Regions from separate parts of the Homo sapiens genome. Here region 1 is linked to region 2. The links are chromatin loops, found by intact Hi-C in ENCODE. Cell type or tissue: endothelial cell of umbilical vein. All regions are shown on one strand. Links, peaks and the distances in the headings refer to the core of each region. The heading gives the core; the rest is flanking DNA. Region 1 has its middle 11 kb from the start of GSTA1. Region 2 overlaps GCLC-AS1 (GCLC antisense RNA 1).

The links. Peaks named below come from ENCODE experiments on the same cell type or tissue, not always from the same donor. Only the 100,000 strongest peaks of a DNase experiment are listed, where the experiment ranks them.
Region 1: a loop joins it to region 2, with 18 times the contacts of the local background. A loop is called at or near these places in 4 of 110 quality-filtered maps.

Annotation. Positions count from the first base shown.
Region 1 is chr6:52,806,542-52,822,298 of GRCh38, reverse strand. It overlaps the pseudogene GSTA6P. Among named protein-coding and RNA genes, the nearest start is that of GSTA1, 11 kb to the right of the region's middle. RefSeq lists an enhancer at 6,668-6,717. In endothelial cell of umbilical vein, for the core only: a CTCF peak has its summit at 6,626 (motif pointing left); no DNase peak of the experiment used is centred there.
Region 2 is chr6:53,475,033-53,490,789 of GRCh38, reverse strand. All of the region lies in intron 3 of GCLC-AS1 (GCLC antisense RNA 1), which reads right to left. Among named protein-coding and RNA genes, the nearest start is that of GCLC-AS1, 51 kb to the right of the region's middle. In endothelial cell of umbilical vein, for the core only: a CTCF peak has its summit at 5,961; a DNase peak (open chromatin) is centred at 6,009; H3K27me3 peaks cover 954 bases.

The sequences.
Region 1 (15,757 bases), core at 2,578-10,577, 670 kb after region 2:
GGAAGCAGAGCATAAAAGTTTGGAAAATTTGCAGTCTCATCATGTGATAGAAAAGAAAATCCCACTTTCAGGGGATGAAATCAAGCCAGTGGCAGAAATTTGCAAAAGTCTTAGTTATTAACATACTGTTCCTTTTGCAAAAGTTTGGAAATTTGCAAAAGTAGCTAAATGTTAACAGCAAAGACAATGGGGAAAATGTCTCCAGGGCATGTCCAGGGCTTTGTGACAGCCCCTCCCATCACAGGCCTAGAGGCCTAGGAGAGAAAACTGGTTTTGTGAGCCAAACCCAGGGCCCTGCTGCTCTGTGCAGCCTCGAGACATGGCATCCTGTGTCCCAGCTGCTTCACCTCCAACCATGGCTATAAAGGGCCCCAGATACATCTGAGGCCACTGGTCCAGAAGGTGCAAGCTGTAAGAAGCCTTGGCAGCTTCCATGTGTGTTAACCCTGCATGTGCACAGAGAGCAGGAGTTGAGGCTTGGGAGCCTTTGCCTAGATTTCATAAGATTTAATGAAACACCTGGATGGCCAGGCAGATGCCTGCTGCAGGAGTGGAGCCCTCATGTAGAACTTCTACTAGGGCAGTGGGGAAGGGAAAAGTTGGAGCCCCCACACAGAGTCTCCACTGGGGCACTGCCTAGTGGAGCTATGAGAAGAGGGCCATTGTACCCCAGACCCCCGAATGATACATCCACCAACAGCTCGCAAAATGCATCTGGAAAAGCTGCAGGTGCTCAACACCAGCCAGTCAAAGCAGCCTAAGGAATGTACTGTCTAGAGCCACAGGTGCAGAGCTGCCCAAGACCTTGGGAGCCCACCCTTGCATCAGTATGGCCTGGATGTGAGACAAAGAGTCAAAGAAGTCAAAGAAGACTATTGTGAAGCTTTAAGAGGTAATGACTTCCCTGCTGGGTTTTGGACTTGCATGAGGCCGGCAGCTCTTTTGTTTTGACTGACTTCTCCCTTTTGAAATGAGACCATTTACCCAATGCCTGTACTCCTATTATATCTTGGAAGTAACTAACTTGTTCTTGATTTTACAGGCTTGTAGGCAGAAGGGACTTGCCTAGTCTCAGAAGACACTCTGGACTTGGGCTTTTGAGTTAATACTGGAATGAGTTAAGTCTTTGGAGGACTATTGGGAAGGCATGATTGTGTTTTGAAATGTTAGGGGCCAGGGGGTGGAATGATATTGTGTAACTCTATGTCCCTACCCAAATCTCATGTTGAATTATGATCACCAGTGTTGGAGGTGGGGCCTGGTGGGAGGTGATTGTATCATGAGGGTGGTTTTCAGTGTTTTAGCACCATTCTCCTACTGCTGTCCTGTGATAGCATTCTCATGAGATCTGGTTGTTTGAAAGCATGTAGCACCCACCCCCTCATTCTCTCTCTCCTGCCAGCCATGTGAAGATGTGCTTTTTTCCCCTTCACCTTCCGCCATGATTGTCATTTTCCTGAAGCCTCCCCAGAAGCAGAAGCCTGTACAGCCTGCAGAACTATGAGTGGACTAAACCTCTTTTCTTTATCAATTACGAGTCTCAGGTAGGTCCCTATAGCAGTGTGAAAATGGACTAATACAACACCCATGTGAGAAGATACTGAAATGACAAGAAATGCATGTTGCAAGGCAATGTTTGCACAAGAATGAGGATTGATACTAATTTGAAGGGTAGGAAGGCAGACATTTGGGAGGTACAAAATCTACTGAACCTGCAGATTGAGATGCTACCCTGGAAAGAAGGAGCCCACCTGGGCAGAAGGGCAAGAGTCCTCAGTTTTCTCAGCCTGGCAGCCTTCTCCCCTTTCTCTGATTTCCTTGGTTAACAGAATCATGATTCCCGGGTTGAAATTTCTAGGAATCCTTTAAAGTGAAATCACTGCTGAGCACATTCTGTTCTGTCAGTTGGCCAGAAGCCTGTTATTCTGACTAGATCTAAACCACTTTAGGGCAGAGACCAAATCCAACCAAATATTTTTCTGCTACAAGCCATCACTATTGCTTGAGACACCGAAACAGCTCAATCAATGTTAGTCAGTTTGAATGAAACTTTTTAAAAGAAGGAAATATGCTGAAAACAAGAAATAGAAGAAAGGTTAGCAAAATGTCTGCATTTTCAGGTAAGGAACAGGATGCTGTAGAGGAGCAACCATTTTCATCAAGTATTGAGAGTGAGACCCTGCCCAAGAGCTATGAATAGCTGGAGAGAGAAGCAGTGAGGCTCACTCTCACTCCACTGGAGTTTATGCAAAGAGGGCCTGGGAACAGGACAGGTTCACAGTGCTCAGAGCAGGGAGTGGGTGGTAGCTAGGCCTGGCCTGAGGAGAGAGGCCCACCAGGTGCAGGGTATGGGAGCCTTTTTCCAGATTATAAAACGTCTGTTTTTCCAGGTTATAAAACAACCTGGGAACCAGGTCTGCTGCAGTCTAGGAGTTAAGTAAGTCTGTGTTAACGATGGGTCAGGCCTCCCTGAAACTTCACTGAAAACTTTGTTAACCCAGGTTGACTGTATCAGTGACTATCATTAATCTCTGTATAGGAGCTTTAAAAAAAGAGACTCATTATATGACTTATTCGAAAAGAAATCTAGATATATATAAAATCTTATTTTTACCAGAGCTTGATGGGTTAAGAGAGAAAGAGAGAGGAGACTCATGTGCTACCCAGTGTGTTCCGAGAGACTCATCCACATCCCAAGAAGTGGGGGCAGGAGGTCACTCTCATTATTCAGTTCCTATTATAAATTTTATATACAATATTTCATTGAACTTTCTCAACAGCCCTCAAAGATAGATATAACTATCCCTATTTTGAAAGGAGAAACTTGAGCTCAGAATTTGAAGAGCCTACTGAGTTTATGAACCTCATAATGGAAGGAGTTGTGATTTATCTCAGTCTCCCTTCTCTCTGATATGAAGCAATAATTAGGACCACCCAGGGACCAAGAGTAAATTAACTCTAATTTACTACTGGAATTTCACCACTTATATTCCTTTCAAAACAAGCCCATTTTCTAGTTGAGGAAAATACAGTTATACTAGTTCTCAACTCATTTAAGTTTTTAGGGTTGCCAAAGTAGAGAAAGAAACATTTTTATTATTATTATTTTCTCCAATCAAGCTCCTGAAAAGTTGCTAACAGAAAGGAACTCGAGATTCAGGTGTCCCCCTCTCGCCCTTCCCTTCCAATCTTTAGTTGGTTAATGGAGTCTGTATGGGAAAATATGAAACAATTTCTCAGATAGAAGCAGAGCCAGCTTACAGGGTGGAGTAGAAAAGCTATGGACCTGCAATCAGAAGGAGTTCAAGCTGACCCAACACTCACCAAGTGTGCAGCGTGGGCCAGTCGCTTTAGCTCTCTGAACCTCAGTGTGCCCATCTTTAATTAGGATATTAGGAGCCGTTTCCCAGGGTTGTTGCAGAAGGTAGACACACTCCCTAGATATTGACCATGAATGAGGAGAATGTGTGTGTGACCCATGGCAAATCTTCGAGCCTCTCTGGTTCTCATTTTCTGTTGACCCAACAAAGCTCAGTGGTAACCTTTGCCTCAGTGTTGGCCTGGCCTTTGGAAACCTCATATAGTGAAGGTGATATGTTACATGTAAGCGAGAGCATTATTATAAAATGTTATGTGAGATAATAATAATTCATTTCCCTTTGAAACATGATCCTCAGTAATGGCTAAGGGTGCCAGTGTGCGATTTGAATCACTCTGTGCACTCTAGCCCATAACAATTAAAGAAGCACACCCCACTCTCTGTGAGGTTCACTCTCCCTTTCCTTCTGCTGAATCATGCTATTTCCATTTCCAATGAGAGGAAAGTGCAATGTGTAAAGTCTCTAATTACAAGACAGATGAGTTGATTAAGTATGTTTCAAATAATTATTTACTTTCTAAAAGTTAGACTGTTGAGTTCCACATTTTAAAATGTAGACATTTAAAAGATTTTAATGTCTAAATTCAAGTCATACGTACTTTTTTAGAAATACATCTGTTGGTAAAGACAAGTATATTTTTGTACAAATGTATCAACCTCGATGACCACAAAACTTTGCAAGAAGAATCTTAATATGTTATAACAGAGTTGGGGGTTTGGAGAGAAAATGCCACTGTTCCTAAGTCTTGGAACTCATGCTTTCAATGAGTCCTGTGTGTTTCCACTCACATTCATGATCCAATTATTTATGGCCTGTCCCTGTACACTTGGTTTTCATTTGCTGGTTCTCTGCTATGCTCCACCTCCCAAGCAGGCTGGGATAGAGCAAGGGCCAACAAACTTCCTTGATGATCCCTAGTGAATTTATCTCTAACCATTTGCAATGGCCAAATGAACGTGCACACATGCAAATATCCATACACATAACATACATGTAACTGAAACTAAAAACTCATGAAACATTACTTACTCTCCAGCATGTCATGCTCTCTGGTATTTTTTTATTCTTTCCTATTTTCTTTAAAAAATATGTAGCTTTCACAATTTTCTGGAAAATTAGCATACATATTTGAGAAACACTAACAGAAAATAAGGCTCAGTCATTGGTTTTGAATAGCAATGGGTTTGAATCCCAGATTCACCACTTACTCTGGACGAGTTGCTTTAAAAATCTCAGTATCACCAGTTGTAAAATGAGAATAATAATAACATTCAACTTAGGTGATTTTTGTAAGATAAAATGAAGATAAATTTGGAGGAATGGCCAGTGTGTGACTGATGCTGAATAGATACTATCTCCTATTCAAGCCTGCAAAGTTGATGAGGCAACATGTTTTTCCAGGTTATAAAACAAAATGCACCCCAAAGAGGTGGAATACAGAAAACCAAAAGAAGCAAGAAATTAGGGTCCTCTGTCTGTTGAAAGAATTTGGTTCTTCGAGCTACAGTTAAGCAAGCCTGAGGCCTAATTTCTGCTTTTCATCAAATTCAGCCTAACAGCCAAAGAGGTGGTCCTCCTTGTCAGTGACATCCTCTGGTTTCACAGCCACTTCATGGGTTCTCAGGGCCTTCACCTGGGTGGGTTCTAGGCCTACCTTCATTTTCGTCCTGGGTGTGGATTTTCAAGTTCATCACCACGTGGAGTGTGATAGCGGACATTGCATTTAACTTTTCTGATGTTCCATTTCACTAACTAAGGAATGGAGATAATAACAAGCATTTCATGGGACTATAAGGAGGAGTCAAGATATAACATATTGAAAGAGACTAGCATTGGGGAAGGAAGGATCAGTCGAAAGTTTTCAATAAATATTAGTTCTTGAATTCTTCCTCTTCCCACTAACTTCCCTACATTCATTATTACCACATACTCGCACCTCTTAGCATGGCGAGAATGGTCACATTTAACCAATGGGCACATGAGACTGGTTTGCTGGAATCTGAGACTGGTTTGCTGGAATCATAGTTTTTATGTTTTAGGGAAACACTTTGAAGTATCTAAGGATGGAATATACGGTATTTGGGATTTCCTTACATTATTACAAGATGGGGGAAGTGGGTGGGCATGTATATGAAAACACATTGGCTTTAGTTGGTGTAAACCAAATATAAAATTCTAAGCTCCCTCCCTCACTCTGACCATCTGAATGGATCTCTCTTTTCAGCAAGGCCATTCCAAAGCTAACCTGAAAAATGAATTTAGGCCATGATGGGAAGTGGAGGGGGTTGGACAAGCCTCATTATACCTCATCTCTTTTGGAATTACTAACAGAACAAACTTTTTTAGTCTGATAAGAAACAAGTACAATCATTTTCTCTGAAACTTGCTACCAGGTGGCTTCATCTGCAGGGTAAAACTTTGTTCTCTACAACCCCTTATTATCCTAAACTAGACATTCCTTTCTATTGATTCCAGGTGGTTAGATAGTAACTTAACCCTTTCAACCAACTGCCAATCAGACAAATTTTAAATCTACACACAACCTGGAAACCCACACTTCCAGTATCCCTCCTTTCCATACCAAACCAATGTACATCTATATATATTTGATTGATGTCTCATGTCTCCTGAAAATGTGTAAAATTAAGCTGTACCCTCACCACCTCGACCACACGGTCTCTGAATCTCCTGAGGGCTGTATCTCAGGCACTAGATACTCATATTTGGCTCAGAATAAATCTCCAAATATTTTACAGAGTTTGACTCTTTTCAATAACATTGGTAGTTACTGATTCTATGAGAGGAATACAAGGAAGGTCGTGATACTTTTGTGTTATTTTTATACATGTTAGAAATTTATGTAATAAGGGGATAAAATGTATATCAGGAAGTGAATGTAAAGTTAAAATGCATACCACACATGAGAGGTGGAAGGCAGTGGATTATAACAAATAACCTGTTAAAGACTGAGTATATTAATTCGATGATTATTTTGTTGTGCACCTACTAAGTGCCAGGTGCTGTGTGAGGTTCTGATGATAGACAGTGAACGAGACAGACTCAGTTCCTGCTCTCGAGTAGCCTACATACCTATAAGAATGGAGACAAGTAAACAGGTGATTAAAATCAGGAGCTTCCAGGAGAACACCCAAGCAGTCCCCAGCGTTACCAGGTCATCCTTCCAGTGTTTGAGCAGGAAATGCTGGGAGGTGTCTGTGGGACTCCGTTGAGTGCTGCCCTCTAGAGGTGTCACTGAGAAAAACACTTCCAAGTCCAGAACAGAGTCCCTCAGGGGCTGCCTGAGGGTTTTCCTCGGGGTAACTCATGGACAGACTCAGGAGATCTTGTCCCTCGGGTGGCAGCCGAAAAGGAGGGTTTCAGGTGAGGTGGCATCCTGTGAAAGGAAGTTCTAGCGCGCCCCTTCAGCCTCACAGCGCCGTGTGGGCCTGAACCTTGGGAAGGCACTTTCTTCATTGCTTCACGAGGGCCTGGGACTTTAGCCTCACCCTTTCTCAATCCTATGAAGAAATAAGCACACAAGAAATCCAAACACTGCCATTCCAGGTTGTTTTCTTTGTATGAATGAATACCCTGTCACCCAGACATCAGCTCTACAGCTCAGGGATGTGTTCAGAGCCCGGGTAGGAAGAGTTCAGCAGGAGGGAGGGAGGGGCAAGGCTGGGAGGAACCCAGACTCCCTGGCCTCCAACCAGCTTGACTGAAGGCGGGGGCAGGGCTGACTGCAGACCTTGCTCAGGCTTCTGGGGTCTCAGTGCCCTAAGGCTGATGATCACAACCCAGTCCTCAGCCTCACAAGCACATCCCACTTGCCAATCCCACCCCACCTCGGTCACCCTCCTGCCAGGACCACCCACCGTTCCTTAGGTTTGTCCTGAATTGGACGCTTTATTAATTGCTGGCACACACCCCCCATGATCTCCACATCCTGGTCCTGTGCGATCATAGATCCACAACAAACTGTTCCATGGAGCAAGCTAGAAACCCCCAAATTCCTGAACTTTCACCGTAAAGAACTCCATTAAACTATAAGTAACCACTGCAAACACAACTACCATTTATTACTTGATGTTGATGCACGCGGGTCAGGCCCTGTATCATGCATTTTGAAAACATTACAATATTCTGTTTAAGAAAATATTCTATCCCCATTTTGCAGATGAGGAAACTAAGGCTTGAAGATGTTAAGTGATGATTCCCAGATCACACAGCTATTTTGAGGCAGAGTCAAGATTGGTACCAGATCATATCAACAGTGAAATACAGGAAATCTTGGTAAGTGTCTACTTTGACTTTTATTTTTATAGATTCTGCCTATTAAGTCAACTGCATTGTTATGCAATAACTGGTTTTCATAGTTGTATTAAATACCTGCATCCACTCAGAGCTTCTGATCAGATTGAGACAGCCTTATTGCTGGCTGCCATTCCAACCAAAGTGACTACACTCAGGACAAGGTGTGATTTATTTCAAAGTTTAAATCACTGATATAGATCAGCAATAGAGTATATTTTCATCAATATTAGATTGATTTAATTTTTTTAAGGATGATATGAAATAGCAGCCATACTTCAGAATCCTAATAGTGTATGTTTAATGAGCACTTACACACTTGCTACTTTTCTGAGTGCTTTGCATGACTTTGAAATTTAATCTTCATACCAACCTATAACATAGGTACCATAAGTATTCCCATTTCATAGATTAGGATACTGAGACACAGAGAGATTTAACAATGTGTCCAAAGTCAAGAAGCCAGGACATGACAACAGTGATATTAAACCCACACAGCCATGTCACAAGCCAGAGATTTTCATTAAAAATAATGTTACTGTGGGGACTTTAATTCCTTCCTGAAATTGAGAATTCTATTCTATTGTGTCCCATATTCTCCAGGAGGGAAAATTATAATTGCAAGAGTTATAACTGTGCAACAGCTATGACCTATTTCAACTTTAGCAGGGCTCCTACAAACTAAGCTGATGTAAATTATAGCAGAGGGCCCTTGGTGGCAGAATCTTTGGTGGCCACTGGCCTATGGCATACCCATGCTGGGGTCACAAAGGTTGTGGTCTGATCTCACTCAGAGACATATGCTTTCCTAAGATATGACAACATCATAATTAGAAGAACTGCATGATCCTTTAACTGCAGTGACATCCCCTCTCAAATCATGACCTAATCATGGACATGGGAGCGATCAAGGTGGAAGTAAAGTGAACTAGAAGATTGAGCGACTATGTGCTGTGATCCATGCCCTTTTCTCGATGATCTAGTGTAAATTTCAAAATGGCCACCACCAGCCTCCTCTGTGTGCTCTGCCAAGCTCAGAAATCTTATATTTTCCAAATTATGTACCAGCCAGAAGCCATTCAAGGTTAAAGGTCTACAGTGCTATGGAATGAATTAATAAGAGCCCATTTACTGTTTCTGCTTCCAGTTTGAAGAGAAATTTCTGGAATCTGCAAAAGATTTGGAAAAGTTAAGAAATAGTAAGATCAAGTCTCTAAGTGCCTCTGAGGAGGGTATCTAGTAGAAGGTACACAGGGAGGTTTGAACAGCCAGCAATGCTTACATGTGTGTAGGGTTGTAGTTGGTGATGGTGGAGAGGGAGAAAATCATAAAATGGAAAGGATGGGCTCCTAGAGCAGGTCTGGCAACTCTTTCCAGGCTAAAAAGGGCCAGACTTCTCTTTGTATTTGCTGGAGAACCATCTCCAGCACTCTGAGGATCCCTTTTCTTGCTTTCCTGCTTTTGGCACCATGAGTGAGCTGTGGTCATCAACTCAGGATCTCATATAGCCCACCCCATCCAAAGACACGCAAGGACATGTTTTAGACAAAAGGAGTTGAAATAGGTCCATTTTGAATTGTTTCTATTATAAGTTTGACAAGGTGATATCTTTGCAATATTGTCTGCTTAGATAATGAGACAGTGTTGACTTGGTTGGAAGTCCAGGTCACAGGGTGAGGAGGGACATGAGCCAGGGTAGAAGCCATGGGGTAAGAAACACAGAGCCTGCCCTGCACACACTGTCTAATGGGGGTATTGAAGGGCACACAAAGAGCCTACATAGAAGCTTCTCTCAGAACTGTGTTTAATGTCTTCAACAGCATGAGACTTACTTTGAGAAATTCCCATGTTAAATGGCATCTGGCTGGTGACCTGTTGCAGTCTCTCCCAACTTCTTCCTAAGATATCATGAAAATAAATCAACACAGACAATACAAGCGACCTATTCTGTAGCTGGATGGGAAATAAAAACATAAATGAAGTAACAGTATAAAAAGTAAAAGAACGCTTGATAAGAAAAAGCACTTCCAGAAGCTAAAAATAAGTTCCTATTTCATTTGAACAGTTGCCAGGCAATTTTTTTTTCATTTTATACATTTAGTCATTTCCACAACCACTTTTTCATCCTGAAAGGGTGGGATTCATAGAAATTTCACTCTGCCTTTTTTTTTTTTTCTATTTTCTAAAGATGGGAGTTTGTTCTTCCAGCAAGTGCCAATGGTTGAGATTGACGGGATGAAGCTGATGCAGACCAGAGCCATTCTCAACTACATTGCCAGCAAATACAACCTGTGTGGGAAAGACATAAAGGAGAGAGCCCCATATAGTATATTTTTTGTTCTTCCATCAACAGAGAACACAGAGTGATTTCGGTCCTTCTGTGAGTGGGCAGGACCGTGGAAGGAGCATCACGACTAGCAGCAGGCTGGGCCTTGGGCATATACGCTGGTGTCCAGTATTGCAGAGTCCCATGGAGATGAGAAAAGAGTGAATATGGGGAGGGTTCAGGCAAGTGTGATTCTAGAAGACAATGCAGCCTATGGATCCAGCACCCTGACAAAGGTTTCCAAACGCTGATGAACCATGAACTCAGGAGGATGGGGAATCATGATTCCAGGTGCTCGGGACTTCAGAGGCTGGACTCCAGCCAACAGCTTAGGACAAGGCATAGAATGTTTGAGAGTCGGTAGATGAAGGCCTGGGGAGAGAATGCTGCAAAGGAGCTGAATCTCAGGTTCCAGTAATTCCAAGAATGGTGACCAGGAACCTAAGTTTCCAGCCAGTTGTATGAACTGGTCCACTTGACTAAGGTTTGAGAGGCTGGTGCCCAAGATACCAGGATTACCTAAAGTGCAGCATTTGATACAGACCTAAGCAGCCAGACTGATTTTGCATCAGCAAAGCTGGGAGGAGGGGTCTCCTCCTTTGCTGGCAGTTCCTTGAGAAGTCCAATATAGAGTTACCAATGACCTAGCAATTCCACTACCAGGTCTACATCCAGGAGAAAGGAAAACACATCCTCACTAATCCATGCACAGAAATGTTCATAGGAGAATTATTCATGCTATGCAAAAGGTGGAAACAACCCAAATGTCCACCCATGGATGAATGGAGGAACAAGTTGTGCTGTAGCAGACAATGGAATATTCTTGGGCTATGAAAAGGGATGAAGTACTGATGCATGCTACAACATGGGTGAGCCTTGAAAACATGTTCCATAAAAGAAACCAGACACCAAAGGCCACATGTAACATGAATTCTTTTGTATGAACCATCCAGACCATTTGAGTCCAGAAAGGAAATCAGTTGTTGACAGGGGCTGGAGAAAGGGGACAATGGGGAATGGCTGCCAAAGCATGTGCTACTGCTTTCCCAGGTGATAAAAATGTTCTGGAATTAGACAGTGACAGTATTTGCAGAATTCTGTAAATGTACTAAAAATTACTGAATAATATTCTGTTAAGGGGTGGCAATTATAGTATGTGAATACATGTCAATAAAGCTGTTATTTAAAAGTATTCGCCAGGTATGGTGGCTCACGCCTGTAATCCCAGCACTTTGGGAGGCCGAGGCAGGCAGATCACCTGAGGTCGGGAGTTCAAGATCAGCCTGGCCAACATGGCAAAACCCCATCTCTACTCAAAATACAAAAATCAGCCAGGCGTAGTGGCAGGTGTCTGTAATCCCAGTTACTCGGGAGGCTGAGGCAGGAGAATCGTTTGAATACAGGAGGCGGAGGTTGCAGTGAGCCAGGATTGTACCACTGCACTGCAGCCTGGGTGACAGAGCAAGACTCTGTCTCAAAGAAAAATAAAATACAGGGCCAGGCACAGTGGCTCATGCCTGTAATCCCAGCACTTTGGGAGGCTGAGGTGGGTGGATCACGAGTTCAAGAGATCAAGACCCTCCTGGCCATCATGGTGAAACCCAGTCCCTACTAAAAGTACAAAAATTAGCCGGGGGTGGTGGCGTGCACCTAAGGTCCCAGCTACTCAGGAGGCTGAGGCAGGAGAATCACCTGAACCCAGGAAGCAGAGGTTGCAGTGAGCTGAGATTGCCCCCACTGCACTCCAGCCTGGTGACAGAGCGAGGCTCTGTCTCAAAAAAAACAAACAAACAAATAAACAAAATAAATAAATAAATAAAAGTTTTGTAGGAAACACAGTTTGAAATGAGAAGAAAGAAGATGTCCTATGCTATGCACTGGTTTTAACTATATGAATAATTTTACCATGTTTACCAATTTTACTATGTAAACAATTTTCCCACATTACCATGGGAATATTAGGTGAGGTCTTGAAACACAATCATGACTAGAATTGGACAACATCATATGGAAAAGGTAATGGAACAATGTTTTATGGAAAATAATTGAGAGAGCTTCTTTTTTTTTTGTTTTTTGAAAATTAGTAGCTTGCTTGAAAAAATATATTTTTTAGGGGTATCTTTTAAAGACATACCTTATTTCCTAGTTTTTCCTTTATTAATTTTATTTTTTTCTTTTTTAAGAACTTCTAATATTGGGCATAAAAGTGAGCCTGGGATTTGTAGTATGATGAGAGAGGAAAACAGACACGTTCGAGATCACTGTGCTGGGGAGGCTGTCTTGGGATTATGTAAATGGCAGGGCTTATGTGTAAAACAAACCACAGCAGAGTGAGCAAACCCTATTTGTAGCATCAGTGGTTACTTGCAGTGATTCCACTAATTTCTCTCATGACTGTGACGCTGGACAGGTCACCGATGTTTCTTGTACCTGTATTTGGTCATGTGTATAACAAACATTTTAGATATAAATCTATCACAGTAGAGTGTTCTGAGAAATAAATGTAAATATATTTATAAAAATCATAGCCTAATGACTAGCATATAAAAGGCACGCAGTGGAGCTGAATTACTTTCCTGTCACCTAATGCTTCACGGTCTCAAGTGTTTAAACATAAAATCTAAGGCAGAAGGCACTCAGCAGTTTGGTTATTTTTGTCTTACGGGGTCGAAATGTATACAGAAGGTAGGGCAGGTTTGAGTGAAAAGCTTCTTCATTGCTCATTGCATCCACCTGAGGAAAAAGATGCAAAGCTTGCCCTGATCAGAGGGAACAACAAGCCATTATTTTCCTGTCTTTGAAACTGTACCTGGGAGCTTCTGGATAGCTGAACACGTGGAGCTTCTTGGAGGGTGGCCTGTCCAGGGAAGGCATGGAAGGTCCATGCCCCTTCCCCAGATCTCGCCCTAGGCATTTCTTCAGCTTTTTAGTGGCTACATGATTTAAGCCTCAAAACTACAATAGAGAATTATTCAGTCAGATATATGGATTACCACCTAACAAGGATAAAGTAAATCTAAAGTCACAGTCAATACTCTGCCTCAAGTGGAAACTGTGATGTTTCTGTCTGGCACTGCCAAGTTTGCAGAACAACAAGAACCAAAAATCAAGAGAGAAGAACTTCATTCGGTTTTAGGGGTGACCCACAGCAAAGTGTGACAAATGGAAAGAGGTCCAGTGAGAACCTCAAACTTAATGTACTGTGAGGCTATCTTGAAAAACAGGCTCCTGGGCCTCTGCTCTTATGCTGCTTCTTTTATGACAAATAACACCTTTAGATCGCACGACAAAAAAAAGTAACACGAAAGACTACAAAAGAAATGAAAAGAAAGTCCTGATTCTACAAAGGATGCTAAGCAGATGAGAACCAATACCAAAACCAAGGACCAACCTGAGAATAAAAAGTGAAAGAGTTCAATGCAAAGAGAAAAGAGTTCAGCCCAGGTGCTGACTTGCCACAAGGCACAAGGAGCCTTTGTGGATACAGCACCTGGTTGACGGATGGGGTCCATGGCAACGGGCAACATAGACCATGTCTTGTTGCAACTTCCAGAAAAACTGTGGAAGTGAAGACAGTCCAAATGAGAATAAGCAAAAGGTGTTTATACAGAGCTTGCTATAGAAAGGAAGTCAGCCGCCATCTTTTGCATTTATCAGAGATTCAGAGGTAGGCAGGAAAGTCTGAGAGATTCATGGTAGAAAAAGTTATGTCCTGATTGCTGGCCTAGGGATGCTGTAAGCTGGCTAACTAGAAGTGTGGATTTCTATGGGATTAGTCAGAGATCCATATTTTGCTTTCTGTGGTTGGTCATAAATTGAAAATAGAGGCAAAAATTAGGGAAGCTGGCAGTTATTGGCCAATGCTGGTGTATTTGACTGTTGTAAGGGTCATGATAGAAGCTGTTTAGTCTATAAGGGCACTAAGAGTTTAGAGGGTTTCTTAGCAGTTTGGCTGCAATAACAAAATACCATAGACTGGGTAGCTTAAAGAACAGATGTTTCTATCTCACAGCTCTGCAGGCTGGGAAGTACAAGATCAATGTGCCAGCAGATTTCACATCTAGGGAGCACCTGTTCCTTGGATCATAGACAGCCAATCTCTGGCTATGTCCTCACATGGCAAACATGCCAAGGGAGTTCTCTGAGAACCCTTTTATAAGGGGACTAATGTCATTCATGAAAGCTCCACCCCCATGACTTGATCATCTCCTGAAACCCCCACCTACTAATGGCTTGAAAGAATATATTTTTTAGGGATCTCTTCTAAAGATTTGGGGGTCAGGATCTCAACATATGAATTTTTGGGAAACATAAACATTCAGTCCATAACACAAGGCAACAGAAAAATAAAATAGTACCTGTGTATTTTTGGGGCATTGACCTTCACTTCCAAGAAGCTTTCCTTGATGTTAATGGAGCACCTGACTCCCAAGGCATGGTATAAAAATAGACTGTGAATAAGAATTCTACGAGTTCTACCAAATAGCCTGTGATATGTGCATTTGAACAATGTATATTACAATATAGCATTGAAGTTGTTTTGTTTGTGTACCAAGTCATTATCCATACGTTTGTATGTATACATAGTCTGAAAATGTATTGTCAAACTATTATCTTAAATCAGTGTTGCCATATGTTTTCTCTTTTTATTATTTATGATGTCAATGTGCTGAGATATTTTAATAAATATCATATATCACTCAAAAACTTTATTATTAAAAATGTATAGATCTGGTGTAGTCCAAAGAAATGTTTTATGAACATATATACACCAAGGATCTAAAGAGCAAAGTTAACCTTTTATCTTTGATTTATCACGTGTCAGTCACTCCACCCCTGTTTGCCTCACTCAAACACATTATTATTATTATTATTATTATTATTATTATTATTATTATTGTGCATTTCAAAGTAAGTTGCAGACATCTTTGCAGTTCACCCTGGGACACAGTGGCATGCAGATTATAACATAGTCAAAGCAGTAAGAACCACCATTGCAAGAAAGAGGATGAATTAAAGTTCACCCAGGCTTATTTCAGATCCCAGAGCAGGAAATGAGGAGGGCAGATGAGGAGAAATGAGGATTCTGAAATAGTCTACTCGTGGGAGAAGAGTGCTGTCATGAAGGTGGAGTCGCTGCCCAAGAGAGACTGGAGAGAGAGTGTGTAGAGCCACTGAACATCAGGGCTGCACACTGTAGGGCCTGGGGCAGACAGGACATGCTGCAGCAGGGGAAAAGCCCCTGGCCCATGTGGAAGATGCAAGCTGGGTGGGTGCTGTGGATGCCATAGTGATGTGGAATGAGAGGAGAAAATGGGAGCCTGGGCTCCAAACAAGGAGTAAGCAGAGCCACACTTCTTACTCTCTCACTGAATCAGGTAACATGGAGAAAGATCTGGATCTTTGCACCTGCCCAGTAAGGAAGCAGAGGTGGGAGAGGGAGAGTCAGCCTGGACAAACTCAGGGAGAAGCAGAGGCCCCAGCCTCACTGCACATGTGTTCCTGATCTGTTTCCTCTGATTCTCCAGGTGTTGAAGAGCCATGGACAAGACTACCTCGTTGGCCACAAGCTGAGCCGGGCTGACATTCACCTGGTCAAACTTCTCTACCACGTGGAAGAGCTTGACACCAGCCTCATCTCCAACTTCCCTCTGCTGAAGGTGACCCATTTCCCAGTCCTCAAGAGGCAGCTCCTCATCTCCCATCTTGGGATCTAGTATCTGGGTCCTTGAACTGGCCA
Region 2 (15,757 bases), core at 2,649-10,648:
CCTAATGCTATCCCTCCCCCGTCCCCTCACCCCACAACAGGCCCCAGTGTGTGATATTCCCCTTCCTGTGTCCATGTGTTCTCATTGTTCAATTCCCACCTATAAGTGAGAACATGCGGTGTTTGGTTTTTTGTCCTTGGGATAGTTTGCTGAGAATGATGATTTCCAGCTTCATCCATGTCCCTACAAAGGACATGAACTCATCATTTTTTATGGCTGCATAGTATTCCATGGTGTATATGTGCCACATTTTCTTAATCCAGTCTATCATTGTTGGACATTTGGGTTGATTCCAAGTGTTTGCTATTGTGAATAGTGCTGCAATAAACATACATGTGCATGTGTCTTTATAGCAGCACGGTTTATAATCCTTTGGGTGTATACCCAGTAATGGGATGGCTGGGTCAAATGGTATTTCTACTTCTAGATCCCTGAGGAATCGCCACACTGACTTCCACATGGTTGAACTAGTTTACAGTCCCACCAACAGTGTAAAAGTCTTCCTATTTCTCCACATCCTCTCCAGCACCTGTTGTTTCCTGACTTTTTAATGACTGCCATTCTAACTGGTGTGAGATGGTATCTCATTGCGGTTTTGATTTGCATTTCTCTAATGGCCAGTGATGATGAGCATTTTTTCATGTGTTTTTTGGCTGCATAAATGTCTTCTTTTGAGAAGTATCTGTTCATATCCTTCGCCCACTTTTTGATGGGGTTGTTTGTTTTTTTTCTTGTAAATTTGTTTGAGTTCATTGTAGATTCTGGATATTAGCCCTTTGTCAAGTGAGTAGGTTGCAAAAATTTTCTCCCATTCTGTAGGTTGCCTGTTCACTCTGATGGTAGTTTCTTTTGCTGTGCAGAAGCTCTTTAGTTTAATTAGATCCCATTTGTCAATTTTGTCTTTTGTTGCCATTACTTTTGGTGTTTTGGTCATGAAGTCCTTGCCCATGCCTATGTCCTGAATGGTATTGCCTAGGTTTTCTTCTAGGGTTTTTATGGTTTTAGGTCTAACATGTAAGTCTTTAATCCATCTTGAATTAATTTTTGTATAAGGTGTAAGGAAGGGATCCAGTTTCAGCTTTCTACATGTGGCTAGCCAGTTTTCCCAGCACCATTTATTAAATAGGGAATTCTTTCCCCATTTCTTGTTGTTGTCACGTTTGTCAAAGATCAGATAGTTGTAGATATGTGGCATTATTTCTGAGGGCTCTGTTCTGTTCCATTGGTCTATATCTCTGTTTTGGTACCCGTACCATGCTGTTTTGGTTACTGTAGCCTTGTAGTATAGTTTGAAGTCAGGTAGCATGATGCCTCCAGCTTTGTTCTTTTGGCTTAGGATTGACTTAGAAATGTGGGCTCTTTTTTGGTTCCATATGAACTTTAAAGTAGTTTTTTCTAATTCCGTGAAGAAAGTCATTGGTAGCTTGATGGGGATGGCATTGAAACTGTAAATTACCTTGGGCAGTATGGCCATTTTCACGATATTGATTCTTCCTACCCATGAGCATGGAATGTTCTTCCATTTGTTTGTATCCTCTTTTATTTCATTGAGCAGTGGTTTGTAGTTCTCCTTGAAGAGGTCCTTCACATCCCTTGTAAGTTGGATTCCTAGGTATTTTATTCTCTTTGAAGCAATTGTGAATGGGAATTCACTCATGATTTGGCTGTTTGTCTGTTATTGGTGTATAAGAATGCTTGTGATTCTTGCACATTGATTTTGTATCCTGAGACTTTGCTGAAGTTGCTTATCAACTTAAGGAGATTTTGGGCTGAAACGATGGGGTTTTCTAGATATACAATCATGTCATCCGCAAACAAGGACAATTTGACTTCCTCTTTTCCTAATTGAATGCCCTTTATTTCCTTCTCCTGCCTGATTACCCCTGCCAGAGCTTCCAACACTATGTTGCATAGGAGTGGTGAGAGAGGGCATCCCTGTCTTGTGCCAGTTTTCAAAGGGAATGCTTCCAGTTTTTGTCCATTCACTATGATATTGGCTGTGGGTTTGTCATAGGTAGCTCTTATTATTTTGAGATACGTCCCATCAATACCTGATTTATTGAGAGTTTTTAGCATGAAGCGTTGTTGAATTTTGTCAAAGGCCTTTTCTGCATCTATTGAGATAATCATGTGGTTTTTGTCTTTGGTTCTGTTTATATGCTGGATTACATTTATTGATTTGCATATATTGAACCAGCCTTGCATCCCAGGGATGAAGCCCACTTGATCATGCTGGATAAGCTTTTTGATGTGCTGCTGGATTCGGTTTGCCAGTATTTTATTGAGGATTTTTGCATCAATGTTCATCAAGGATATTGATCTAAAATTCTCTTTGTTTGTTGTGTCTCTGCCAGCCTTTGGTATCAGGATGATGCTGGCCTCATAAAATGAGTTAGGGAGGATTCCCTCTTTTTCTATTGATTGGAATAGTTTCAGAAGGAATGGTACCAGTTCCTCCTTGTACCTCTGGTAGAATTTGGCTGTGAATCCATCTGGTCCTGGACTTTTTTTGGTTGGTAAGCTATTAATTATTGCCTCAATTTCAGAGCCTGTTATTGGTCTATTCAGAGATTCAACTTCTTCCTGGTTTAGTCTTGGGAGGGTGTATGTGTCAAGGAATTTATCCATTTCTTCTAGATTTTCTAGTTTATTTGCATAGAGGTGTTTATAGTATCCTCTGATGGTAGTTTGTATTTCTGTGGGATCGGTGGTCATAGCCCCTTTGTCATTTTTTATTGCGTCTATTTGATTCTTCTCTCTTTTCTTCTTTATTAGTTTTGCTAGCGGTCTATCAATTTTGTTGATCTTTTCAAAAAAACCAGCTCCTGGATTCACTGATTTTTTGAAGGGTTTTTTATGTCTCTATTTACTTCAGTTCTGCTCTGATCTTAGTTATTTCTTGCCTTCTGCTAGCTTTTGAATGTGTTTGCTTTTGCTTCTCTAGTTCTTTTAATTGTGATGTTAGGGTGTGAATTTTAGATCTTTCCTGCTTTCTTTTGTGGGCATTTAGTGCTATAAATTTCCCTCTACACACTGCTTGGAATGTGTCCCAGAGATTCTGGTATGTTGTGTCTTTGTTCTCATTGGTTTCAAAGAACATCTTTATTTCTGCCTTCATTTCGTTATGTACCCAGTAGTCATTCAGGAGCAGGTTGTTCAGTTTCCATGTAGTTGAGCGGTTTTGAGTGAGTTTCTGAATCCTGAGTTCTAGTTTGATTGCACTGTGGTCTGAGAGACAGTTTGTTATAATTTCTGTTCTTTTACATTTGCTGAGGAGAGCTTTACTTCCAACTATGTACCACGTATGTTATGCTGCTCACAATCCAGTGTTGATGTGTACTTTAAAAGTAAAATATGTCAAGGCTTTATATCTAAAATATGGGAAGAACTCTCAAAACTCAACAGAGAAAAGCAAACAATCTAATCATAAAACGGGCAAAAGTCATAAAAGAACTATTTCACCAAAGAGGTGAGGCAGATGGCAAATAAGCACGTGAAAAGATGTTTGACATCATTAGCCACTAGGGAAATGCAAATTAAAACCACAATGAGTATTACTACTTGCCTATTTAAAGAGTTAAAATAAAAAACTAGTGATAATACCAAATGCTGGGAAGGACACAGGACACCTGATTACTCGTGTGTTGCTGGTGGGGATATAAAATAGTACAGCCACTCTAAGAAACAGTTAGGCAATTTCTTATAAAACTAAATGTGTGATTACCATTCGACCCAGCAGTTGCACTCTTAGGCATTTATCCCAGAGAAATGAAAGCTTATATTTACACAAAAGCTGTATACAAATGTTCACAACAGCTTTATTCCTACTAGCCCAACACAGGAAACAACCCAGATGTCCTTCAAGAAGTGAATGGCTGAGCAAATTGCAGTACATCTATCTCATCTAATACTACTCACCTATCTCATCGAATACTACTCAGCAACAAAAGGGAATAAACTAGTGATATCGGCAGCAATCTGGATGAGTCTCCAGTGAATTATAATCAAGAAAAAAAAAAGCCCAATACAAATTGGTTGCTAGAGTTTCAGGATGGGGCAGGGGGATACAGGAGAGAGGTTGGTGTGGTTATAAAAGGCCAGTTCAAGGGATCCTCATGAAAGATAGAACTGTTTGGTGTCTTGACTGTCAAGTGGAAACATGAACCTACAATGGTGATAAAATTGTATAGAACTAAATACACACACACACACACAAATGCATACAAGTAAAACAGGAGAAACTGAATAAGATGGGTCGATCTTGTCAATGCCAATATCTTGGTTGTGATACTGTACTACAGTTCTTCAAACTGTTTCCACTGGAAAAAAATTGGGTGAAGAGTACATGGGATCATTCTGTATTATTTCTTATAACTGTATATAAACCTAGAATTACCTCAAAATTAAAAGTTTAATTTTAAAAAGGTAATTATACAGGCACGAGAACGTATAAAGAGGTACAAATGTTCCCACCATTAAAGAGTTTATCATGGAGGCAGGGTTAGGAAGCCAGTGGTTTTAGAGATGGCAAAGTTTTGTTGATCACATTCAGGAGACGGTGTAATTGTACCAGATGAAGTCTGTACTCATATAATCATACCAGTGGACATTTATTGCACAAATCTAAATGCTTTCCATGTGGCATCTCAGTCTTTACTAGAACCCCTGCAGTAGGATATTATGATTGCCATTTTGCCAGTAATGAAACTAAAGCATAATCAGGTTAAGCAACTTGCCCATTTTTTTTTTCAATCCAAGACAATCCTGATTTGGCTAATCTTGACTGATATTTTGGTGCTTATATATAAAGAGCTCTGGATTATTTGTCAAAAGTCTTGAGGGGGTGGGCACAGTGGCTCATGCCTGTAATCCCAGCACCTTAGGAGACCAAGGCGGGAGGATCACTTGAAGCCAGAAGTTTCAGACCAGCTTGGGCAATATAGTGAGATTCCTGTCTCTGCCCAAAAAAATAAAAATTAGCTGGGCACAGTGGTGTGTGAGTGTAGTCCCAGCTACTCAGGAGGCTGAGGCGGAAGGATTGTTTGAACCCAGGGCTTCAAGGTTACAGTGAGCTACAAATGTGCCATCGCACTCCAGCCCGGGCAATAGAGTTAGATCCTGTCTCAAAAAAAAAAAAAAAAGAAAAGAAAAGAAAACAAAAGTCTTGGGTTCTAGTCCCACTTTACTGCTGATTAACATTTTAACTTGAAGAGTGATTCAATCACTCGGTTGCCCCACTTGAAAAAAAAAAAAAGCTGGAGTACATATCTAGAATCCTTACCACACGAACATTCTATATTTTTGGTTCTTTGACTCTAAAATGGTCAGCTTAAAAGAGTGTTTTCCATCCCTCTTTTGGCTGTTAGAGCCATCCCTGGTGACTTTACCCCTTTCCCCTGAACCTTTCATATGTTTATTGAGCATCCACTCCAGTTGTGCACTGGTGTTTGTTTTCACGGGGTTACTGGTACCCTCCACCCTCACCCCTCTTTCTCCCTGCAGAAAGCTTTTCTAATACTTTCAGCCGTGGTCAATTTCAGGTGATAGCAATGGTAATCATTTATTGAGTACTTACCAAATGCTAGAGACTGACACAGGCTATGTCATTTTTTCAATACCAAGCCCTGTGAAATGGGTACTATCAGACCATTTTTACACCTGTGGCTTAGAAGACTTAAATGTCTAGTGTAAGGGCGGTTGTAGTGGTAGGCAGAGGCAGGTCTCAAACCCTCGCCTACCTAACTCAGACACACTTGGCAATACTATATATCTCTTTAAGCCTTTCAGAGGATATGTTTTAGGAGGTGGATTGTTCCATTTTATATATATATGAACATGATAGACAGACAGATAGATAGATAAATAGATAGAGATAATTTTAAACGTGCTCACTTTCATTTATGAAAATTTACATTTGATAACTAAAAGAGCCTTGCAATTCCAGCATCTCCCTCATGGTGGCAGTAGAAGACTAAGTCATGTACACGCAGCCTCCAGCACCAACAACTAACCCAGAAGAAACCTCCTTAATAAATCAGCTTTTGGTCAAGATTGGTGTTACGTAAAATGCAAAATTAGGACCCTCGGAAGGGGAAAAAAAGAGTCTCAAGTATCTAGGTTATTGACCCCAGAAACAAAAGAAATTTGACAAACTTGCAAAACAGAGACAACAACTTCCTATGGGGGAAAAAAAAACAAAGCAACTACTTGTTGCTGCCCACCCGTTTAGTAACTGGCCTTGGTAGTCTTCCAGCAGCAAGCACAATAGCCTTGTCCACAGATGCTTTTCCCATTTCCTCGGTCCCCTTGAAACCAAGCTTTTGAGAACAAATAGTTTATTTCTCCTTTCTTAATTTGCTCTGAAGGTTTTTAACACAGCGATAACTGGCATATAGAAATTTCACATATTTTTCTTGATCACTATGGCCTATCAACCCCCGCCTGATGATTAAATGAAGGACGATGTATCCAAGGTTCTTAAAGAACTTGGTTGCAACGAATGAACACAAAAAACACCAGACAATAAACATGTATTGAATTATATCTGGGTACAGTAGACACCATTGGGCAGACTTCAGAATTAGCCCCCGGAAGTTTTGCTTTTGCTTGACTCTTGGTCATAGCTGATTGGACTAGAAGTGAACACCTGACTCAGGAGGAGGAAGTTCATTGGCTGACCAGGAGCCAATTAGGGTCTCTCTCTTGAGAACTCTGACTAAGAGACAGAGATGCAGGTTATTTAGTCCAGTTGCGGGTGTAGCATTAGACAGATATAAAACCCAAGAACTCTTGGTACTGAGGCCTGGTTGTTCAACTTTCCTCGGATTTTAGGGGGTGACCAGGATCCCTCCCAGCAAAGTATCATTTTTGTTTAAGCTTAATTTCAGTGGGTTATGTTACATGCATTCTCCATCAAAGACTCCAAGCCCTGTGCAAAGTGCAGTGAGGGCATACAAAGAATTTATGACATTTCCCTGCTCTCCTGGGTATGGGTAATTTTCCTTGCTGTAGAGAGAACAGGGTCTCTGGAATTCAACCCACCTTTGTGACCCTGTGAATGTTCCTTTTTTTCTCTCTCAGAGATTCAACTTTGTTCTCAGTAACATGGAAATGATAGCATCTGCCTAACAGTCATTTTGAACAGGAAGCGTCCCTCTGGCCGGGTGCCTCGTGCATGGCAGATTATCAGTAAATGTCAGCCTCTGCACTGCTTTGCAAGTAGGTCCTTTGGCCGCTCTCAAATGCAAGTCACACAAAGATTGTGGGAGTTTTTTTTTTTTTTTTTTAAATAGAAAATACATCATTCCTATAGAGAAAAAAATACAGTCACATTTAATAATGGCTGTTTAGACAGGGACAGGTTCTCTCGAGCCTCTGGAGGTGGTGGAAAGTGGAGGTGGGTCACTGATCCCAAGAAATAAGCTACAGGACTGAGGCCAGTTTCTGGAGAGGGGATGGTCACTCCTATATTTAAGCCAATAGTGAAGGTTAAGTAGGAGAGTCCAGAGGGACCCTTGAGCCCACTTGCTTGACAATATTGGTGCAGGACAAGTCTAACCCTCCTAACTGGGCAGCTGCCCCCTCCCAATAGTGGTCTCTCTTATGGAGAAAATTTTTACCCGATCAACTTATTCTCGTGAAGCACAAGGGCCTGATATGAACACCCCTTCTGTAGGCATTTTCAAAGAACTTAGTGAGGGTAACAGAAAGAAAAACCTCTATGCATCGAACTTCAGGCACCATCGGAGAAATGTCTTTTCTTAGATTGGCTTTCAAAGTATCTTTAAATCACCCTATTACAAATGGGGTATTAAATAGCCTGCTCTGCCTAGAGAAAAGGTTCCCAAGATTCCTTGTAGCTGCTGGGAAGTTACTGAAATCCTCAGTGACGTGTTTTGAAAAAGTGTTGACAATACAGCGGAAAGTTGCATCTGGCAGCTAACAAATATTTCTTGAGGGTCCACTCGATGCCAGGGATTGTTGCCCTGAAAATGCAAGGCTACCAAAACAAGCAGTTCAGGCCCTCAAGAACCCTGAATGTTCATGAGTACCCACCAAGTGTCACATAGAGCTTATGTCTCAGATGTTTTTCACAGTCCACCCCCCCAGGATGCATTTCCAAATTCTGTGGAGAGCCTAGAACTGTTTCCTCAAAGCCCTTTAGAGCAGTGAGGCACCAATATCTCTCTTTATTACTCCTTTTTCTTTTCTTTCTTTCTTTTTTTGTTTTTGTTTTTTGTTTTGTTTTGTTTTTTTAGAGATGGAGTCTCACTGTATTGCTTAGGCTAGTCTCAAACTCCTGGGCTTAAGCAATCCTCCCATCTCAGCCTCCTGAGCAACTGGGACTACAGGAGAGCACCACCATGCCCAGCTTTATTACTTCTTTTTAAAAAATAAAACTTTTTTTTAAAAGCAGAGAACGTGCTCATTCATTCTGCAGCTGGATCTTGAATAACTTTTCCACTTTGAGAGTTCTGACCCCAAAAACATTGCTGTCACTTTCCAGGTGTTCTATCCTTCCTTGGACCCCATAGCCTGGCTGCCCAGGTCAGACAAGTATGGAACATTTGTTTGTGAGGACAGAGACAGCCACTGGCAACATACCGAGGTATTACAGAGACTTGCTGTGAAGCAAGGCCAACAAAACATCACTTACACAATCAAATAACAAAGAGGGGCATCTTTTTCAAAATTAAAGGTCTATGTGTAAATAAATTCTTTCTGAAAAATAAACAAGATATGAGATAAGGATCCAGGTTTGCTTTGGTATCACTATGGTTACTAGAATGATGTTCAAGACATTTTCACCATGTTCTCCTCCTTTTGAATGCACGCCACAAGTAAAGCATGCCTGAGTTTGGTCTAGAGAGCCTAGGGTGCATTCTCTTTCATGGATGTAGAAGGGATGCAGTTAGCACATTGCTAGTCTTAAAAACAAACAAAAATCCTAGGGAAGATCCTCTCCTTTACTGGCTCAAAAAAGCCCCTGGTAAGAAAAAGTTGTTATACTATTAATGACATGACTGTTTGGTATTGTAAATATCACTCTCAATCAACCAGTATTAGTGAGCACTTCTGAGCACACTCACCATAAGAAGTCATTTACCCGATGGTTATTGAAACTGTTCCATATGAAATTTTGAATTAGTTGCTCAATGTTCTCATTTTTGCCACAGTGTTTTTCTTGACCTAGAGACATACTCAGTTCTATTCCTCATAAGAACAAACTCTTAACTTTGTTCCTGTAACCTAGACTGAGGACTCAGAACTGACCTCGTTTCACTGCTGCATAATACCATATTTCCTGTTTGACAAAGATCCTACCTTGAGCTTGCAAAGACTCCCTGCTTCTTAAAACTGAAACTGGACCCCTTCCTTACACTTTATACAAAAATTAATTCAAGATAGATTAAAGACTTAAATGTAAGACCTAAAACCATAAAAACCCTGGAAGAAAACCTAGGCAATACCATTCAGGACATAGGCATGGGCAAAGACTTCATGACTAAAACACCAAAAGCAACGGCAACAAAAGCCAAAATTGATAAATGAGATCTAATTAAACTAAAGAGCTTCTGCACAGCAAAAGAAACTATCATCACAGTGAACAGGCAACCTACAGAATGGGAGAAAATTTTTGCAACCTACTCACTTGACAAAGGGCTAGTATCTAGAATCTACAAAGAACTGAAACAAATTTACAAGAAAAAAACCCCATCAAAAAGTGTGCAAAGGATATGAACAGACACTTCTCAAAAGAAGACATTTATGCAGCCAACGAACATATGAAAAAAAGCTCATCATCACTGGTCATTAGAGAAATGCAAATCAAAACCACAATGAGATACCATCTCACGCCAGTTAGAATGGTGATCATTAAAGTCAGGACACCACAGATGCTGGAGAGGATATGGAGAAATAGGACTGCTTTTACACTGTTGGTGGGGGTGTAAATTAGTTCAACCATGTGGAAGACAGTGTGGCGATTCCTCAAGGATCTAGAACGAGAAATACCATTTGACCCAGCGATCCCATTACTGGGTATATACCCCAAGGATTATAAATCATTCTACTATAAAGACACATGCACACATGTTTATTGCGGCACTATTCACAATAGCAAAGACATGGAACAAACCCAAATGCCCATCAACGATAGACTGGATAAAGAAAATGTGGCACATATACACCATGGAATACTATGCAACCATAAAAAGGATGAGTTCATGTCCTTTGCAGGGACATGGATAAAGCTGGAAACCATCATTCTCAGCAAACTAACACAAGAACAGAAAACCAAACACCACATGTTCTCACTCATAAGTGGGAGCTGAACAATGAGAATACATGGACACAGGGAGGGGAACATCACACACTGGGGCCTGTCAGGGGTTGGGCGGACCAGGGGAGGGATAGTATTAGGAGAAATACCTAATGTAGGTGATGGGTTGATGGGTGCAGCAAACTACCATGGCACGTGTATACCTATGTAACAAACCTGCACGTTCTGCACATGTACCCCAGAACTTAAAGTATAGTAAAAAAAGACTCCCTGCTTCTTAGTCATTTTCCCTGATAAACATATAAAATGATTGATCATGAATAGAGAGAAAAAGGCACAAATAAGGACAGGAGGCAGTAGAACATAGAGCTCAAGGAACAAGGTCTCTGGCATCTGATTGCTTGACTTTAACTATGTGACCTTGGGGAAGTTACCTAACCTGCTTATGCCTTAGTTTCTTCGTATGCAAAGTAGGGATGGTAATAATAGCACTTACAGAGTTGTGAGGATAAAAGAACTAGTACAAGTCAAGCATTTAAGATAGTGCTTATAGAATAGTAAGCACTCAATAAATGCTAGCTATTTTTCTAGCTGAGTGCAGTTTTAAAAAATTATCCTTAAAAAAAATTCAAAAGACTACTGTAAACTTTAAGTTGATATAAAACTCATAGCAAAACATCATCAAGAAAATGGAAAGCTAAGCCGGGCACGATGGCTCATGCCTGTAATCCCAGCACTTTGAGAGGTCGAAGCAGGAGGATCACTTGAGGTCAGGAGTTCAAGACCAGCCTGGCCAACGTGGTGAAACCCCGTCTCTACTAAAAATACAAAAATTAGCTGGATGTGGTGGCGAGTGCCTGTAATCCCAGCTACTCAGGAGGCTGAGGCAGAGAATCACTTGAACCCAGGAGGTGGAGGTCACAGTGAGCCGAGATCATGCCACTGCACTCCAGCCCGGGCCACAGAGTGAGATTCGACCCGCCCCCACCCACCCCCAAAAAAAATTAAAATGGAAAGCTGAATAGCTAGCTGGGGAAAATATGTGACACAATATAACAAAAGGTGAATGTCCTTAATATATAAAGAGTTGGTAAACATTGACAATTAAAGATATTAAGACTGCCTAGAAAAGGCAAAGGATATGAAAAAAAATTCACAAAAAAGGGAAAGCTTGAAAAGCCGTCTTGTGTTAATGGATTGGAAAACTTAATACCGTTATGATTGAGTACTACTGAAAGTGATCTACAGATTTAATGCAGACTTAAACGAAATGTGACATATACATTTCACACCAGTCAGAATGGCTGTCATTAAAAAGTCAAAAAACAACAGATGCTGCCAAGGTTGTGGAGAAAAGGGAATTCTTACACACTGCTGATGGGAAAGTAAATTAGTTCAGCCTTGTGGAAGGCAGCTTGGTGATTCTCAAAGAATTTAGAACTACCATTCAACCCAGCAATCCCATTATTGGGTATATACACAAAGGAATAAAAATCATTCTAGGATAAAGACACGTGCGTGTGTATGTTCATTGCAGCACTATTTACAATAGCAAAGACATGGAACCAACCTAAATGCCCATCAATGGTAGGTTGGATGAAGAAAATATGGTACATATACATTATGGAATACCACACAGCCATGGAAAAGAACAAGATCATGTCCTCTGCAGCAACAGGGATGGAGTTGGGGGCCATTATCCTGAGCAAACTAGTGCAGAAACAGAAAACCAAACACCACATCTTCTCACTTATAAGTGGAAGCTAAGCATTGAGTACACAAGGACATAAAGAAGTAAACAACAGACACCAGCACCTACTTGAGGGTGAAGGGTGGGAGGAGGGTGAGGATTGAGAAGCTACCTGCCTATCAGGTACTATGCTTATTACCTAGGTGGCAAAATACTCTGTACACCAAACCCCTGTGACACACAATTTACCTAAGTAACAAACCTGCACGTGTACCCCTGGACTGAAAATAAAGGTTAACAAAATAAAAACAAATAAAGATTTAACAAAACCAAAGGTGGGAAAATGTGGTTGGTATATACATGCAATAAAATATTTAGCCTTTAAAAAAAGGAAATTCTGACACATGCTACAACATAAATGGACCTTGAGGACATGCTAAGTTCAATAAACCAGTCACAAAAGGACAAGTATTGTATTTTTCTAATCATATGGGGTGTTTAGAGTAGTCAAATTCAGAGACAGAAGGTAAATCATGATTGCTGGGAACTATAAGGAGAGGGAATGGGATATTGTTGTTTAATGAATGTATAGTTTCAATTTGCAAGATGAAATGGGTTCTGGAGATTGGTTGAACATGGATTTACTTAACTACAGAACTGTACACTTAAAAAATGGTTAACTGGTAAATTTTATGCTATATGTATTTTAACCACAATTAAAATTTTAAAAATAAAAATTAAGAAAAAAGGGAAGGCTAGGCCGGGCATGGTGGCTCACGCCAGTAATCCCAGCACTTTGGGAGGCCAAGGCGGGTGGATCACCTGAGGTCATGAGATTGAGAGCATCCTGGCCAACATAGTGAAACCCCGCCTCTACTAAAAATACAAAAATCAGCTGGATGTGGTGGCACGTGTCTGTAATCCCAGCTACTTGGGAGGCTGAGGCAGGAGAATTGCTTGAACTTGGGAAGCGGAGGTTGCAGCGAGCTGAGATTGCACCACTGCACTCCAGCCTGGGCGACAGAGAAAGAATTCATCTGAAAAAAAAAAAAAGAAAAGAAAAGAAAAAGGGAAAGCTAATGAATGAATAGAAAAATAAACAAACCTACTTGTAATCAAGGAAATGAAACGGGAAATGGAATTAATTTTTGCTAACAAAATTGGTAGAGTCGGGTTTTTTTAAGAGTATAATACACAACACTGGCAGAGATAAAGCAAAATGGGCACTTTCCCACACTTCGATAACACTAACCTAAGAGCTTTAAAATATTCATATTTTTACTGAGATAGTCTATTTCTAGGAATCTATCATAAGAAGATGATCAGAAATGCAAAGTGCATATTATATATATATATTCATGTATATCAGTATAACAATATCTCTTCATAGTGCTACTTATAATTTTAAAAAATTAGACAACCCAAAGTAAGTCTACTGATACAGAAACAGTTATAAATGTTATGTTTTGGAATGAATGGTATGTAGCATTTGCAACTGCTAGAAAAGGTATTTATGAATAATTTTTAATGACATGATAAAATAATCATCATGTGGTTTTAGTACATGACACAGATCATGGAGCCTGATATGCAATAAAATAACAACTATGCAACAAATACAAGTAAGCATACTAAAAAGAATGGAAGCAATTTGAAATATGCACAGTGATTTCCTTTAGCTGGTCAGATTTTGGATGGTTTTAATTGTTTCTTTATACTTTTCTGTCATTTTCATTCTTTTACGTAAAGTGGATCTAGGAACACTGCAAGGCCTCCATGGAAGATGCTGTCTTTACTTTCAATCTCATGCCAGATCTGTTAGCCAATGGCTCTCAACTAATGGACATTAGGGTTAACATCAATTAACTCTTCTTCAATTCTCAAATTTATGTTTGTTTGTGTTCTAGACTCCAGTCATAAAAGATAGCCTTAAAATATTACTACATGTCAATGATGTGAGATTGAGGAAAAAATATATAAAAATAAATTAAAAATAAAAAATAATAACATTACCAAGTTTTTAGTTACTAGCTTTTTGTTGCTCTGTGGTAGTAAAATACATATACAAGAGTATTATTATAACTTTTCAGTGACTAATGGCATTATTTTTTGTTTGTTTGTTTGTTTGTTTGTTTGAGATGGAGTCTCGCTCTGTTGCCCAGGCTGGAGTGCAGTGGCGCGATCTCGGCTCACTGCAAGCTCCACCTCCCGGGTTCACGCCATTAAGGGCAATTTTATATATATATGTGCTCCTAACAATACCACTACAATTTTTATAGTCTTAAAATTTGCCATAAGCCAGCTTCTTTCAACTTTGTTCTACAGAGCACCTTTCTAAAAGGTGTTACCAGGTAAGCCAAGTTTGAGAAAACCTGCTCTTTTTTTTTTGTTTCCCAAACTTATTTGACCATGGACCACTTTTATCAAGCAGTGTCTTTTAAAAACATCCCATGAAACTGTGTTTCCTAGGAACCCATTTGTGAATGCTGCAGTAATATGTATGGTAACAGAATGCTAGTGAATAGGAGAATGTATTTTCTGGAAAATGTAGGATTTTTGTTTCTACTGTAATCATACCTAAAATACTTTATAGATGGGTTCAAGAATGTTATGGACTGAACTGTGTCTCCCTCAAAATTCATTTTTGAACTCTCTTAACTCCCAGTATCTCAGAATGTGACTTTCTTTGGAGATAAGGAATTTAAAGTGGTAACTAAGTTAAAAATGAGGCCATCAGAGTGGGCCCTAATACAACATGATTGGTGTCTTTATAAGAATAAGAAATTTGAACACAGACTCACAGAGAAGAAAGATTATGTGAAACCACAGGGAGAAGATGGCCATCTACAAGCCAAGGAGAGAGGCCTTGGGAGAAACCAATCCAGCTGACACTTTGATCTAGGGTTCCTTGTCTCCAGAATTGTGAGCAAATAAATTTCTATTGTTTAAGCCACCCAATCTGTGGTGCTTTGTTATGGCAGCTCTAGAAAACTCATGTAAATGGTGTACAAACACAAACATCCCTGTACAGGCCAGGTGGGAGGGCCCTGATAGGAGTATTTGACTGTCAATATTGTTTAGAATTCTGGGAGCATGGTGTTAATAACAAAGACTGATTTTTCAGTTGGTTTTATTATTGCTTTTAAATTTTCCACAGACAGTGTGTCTCCTTGCTGCCACCTTCACCAATCCTCTTGGCACACCATTAATGTCAATCAGTGTTGTTGGTTGAATTGTATCCCCACAAAAGACATGTTGAAGTCCTAACCCCCAGTACCTGTGAACTTGACCTTATTTGGAAAAAGGCTTTTGCAGATGTAATCAAGTCAAGATGAGGTCTTATTGGATCATGGTGGGCCCTAAATCCACTGATCAATGTCCTTATAAAAAGAGATATTTGGAGACACACAGACACACAGGGACAAAGGCCGTGTGAAGATGGAGGCAGAGATTGGAGTTACACTGCTGCAAATCCAGGAACGCCAAGGATTGCCAGCAACCACCAGAAACTAGAAGAAGCAAGAAATAATTTTTCCATAGAGCCTTCAGAGGGAGCATGGCCCTGCTGACACCTTGATTTTGGACTTCTAGCTGCTGGCACTGTGAGAGAATAAATTTCTGTTGTTTTAAATTGCCCAGCTTATTATATTATACTTCATTACAGCCAATCCAGGAAACTAACACAATCAGGAAAAGCTGAAACTTATTGATTACTGACTTAAACAGTCCTCTTCCTATTTAAAGTCTATTCACCGTTTGGGATACTAATTACAGACTTACCTATT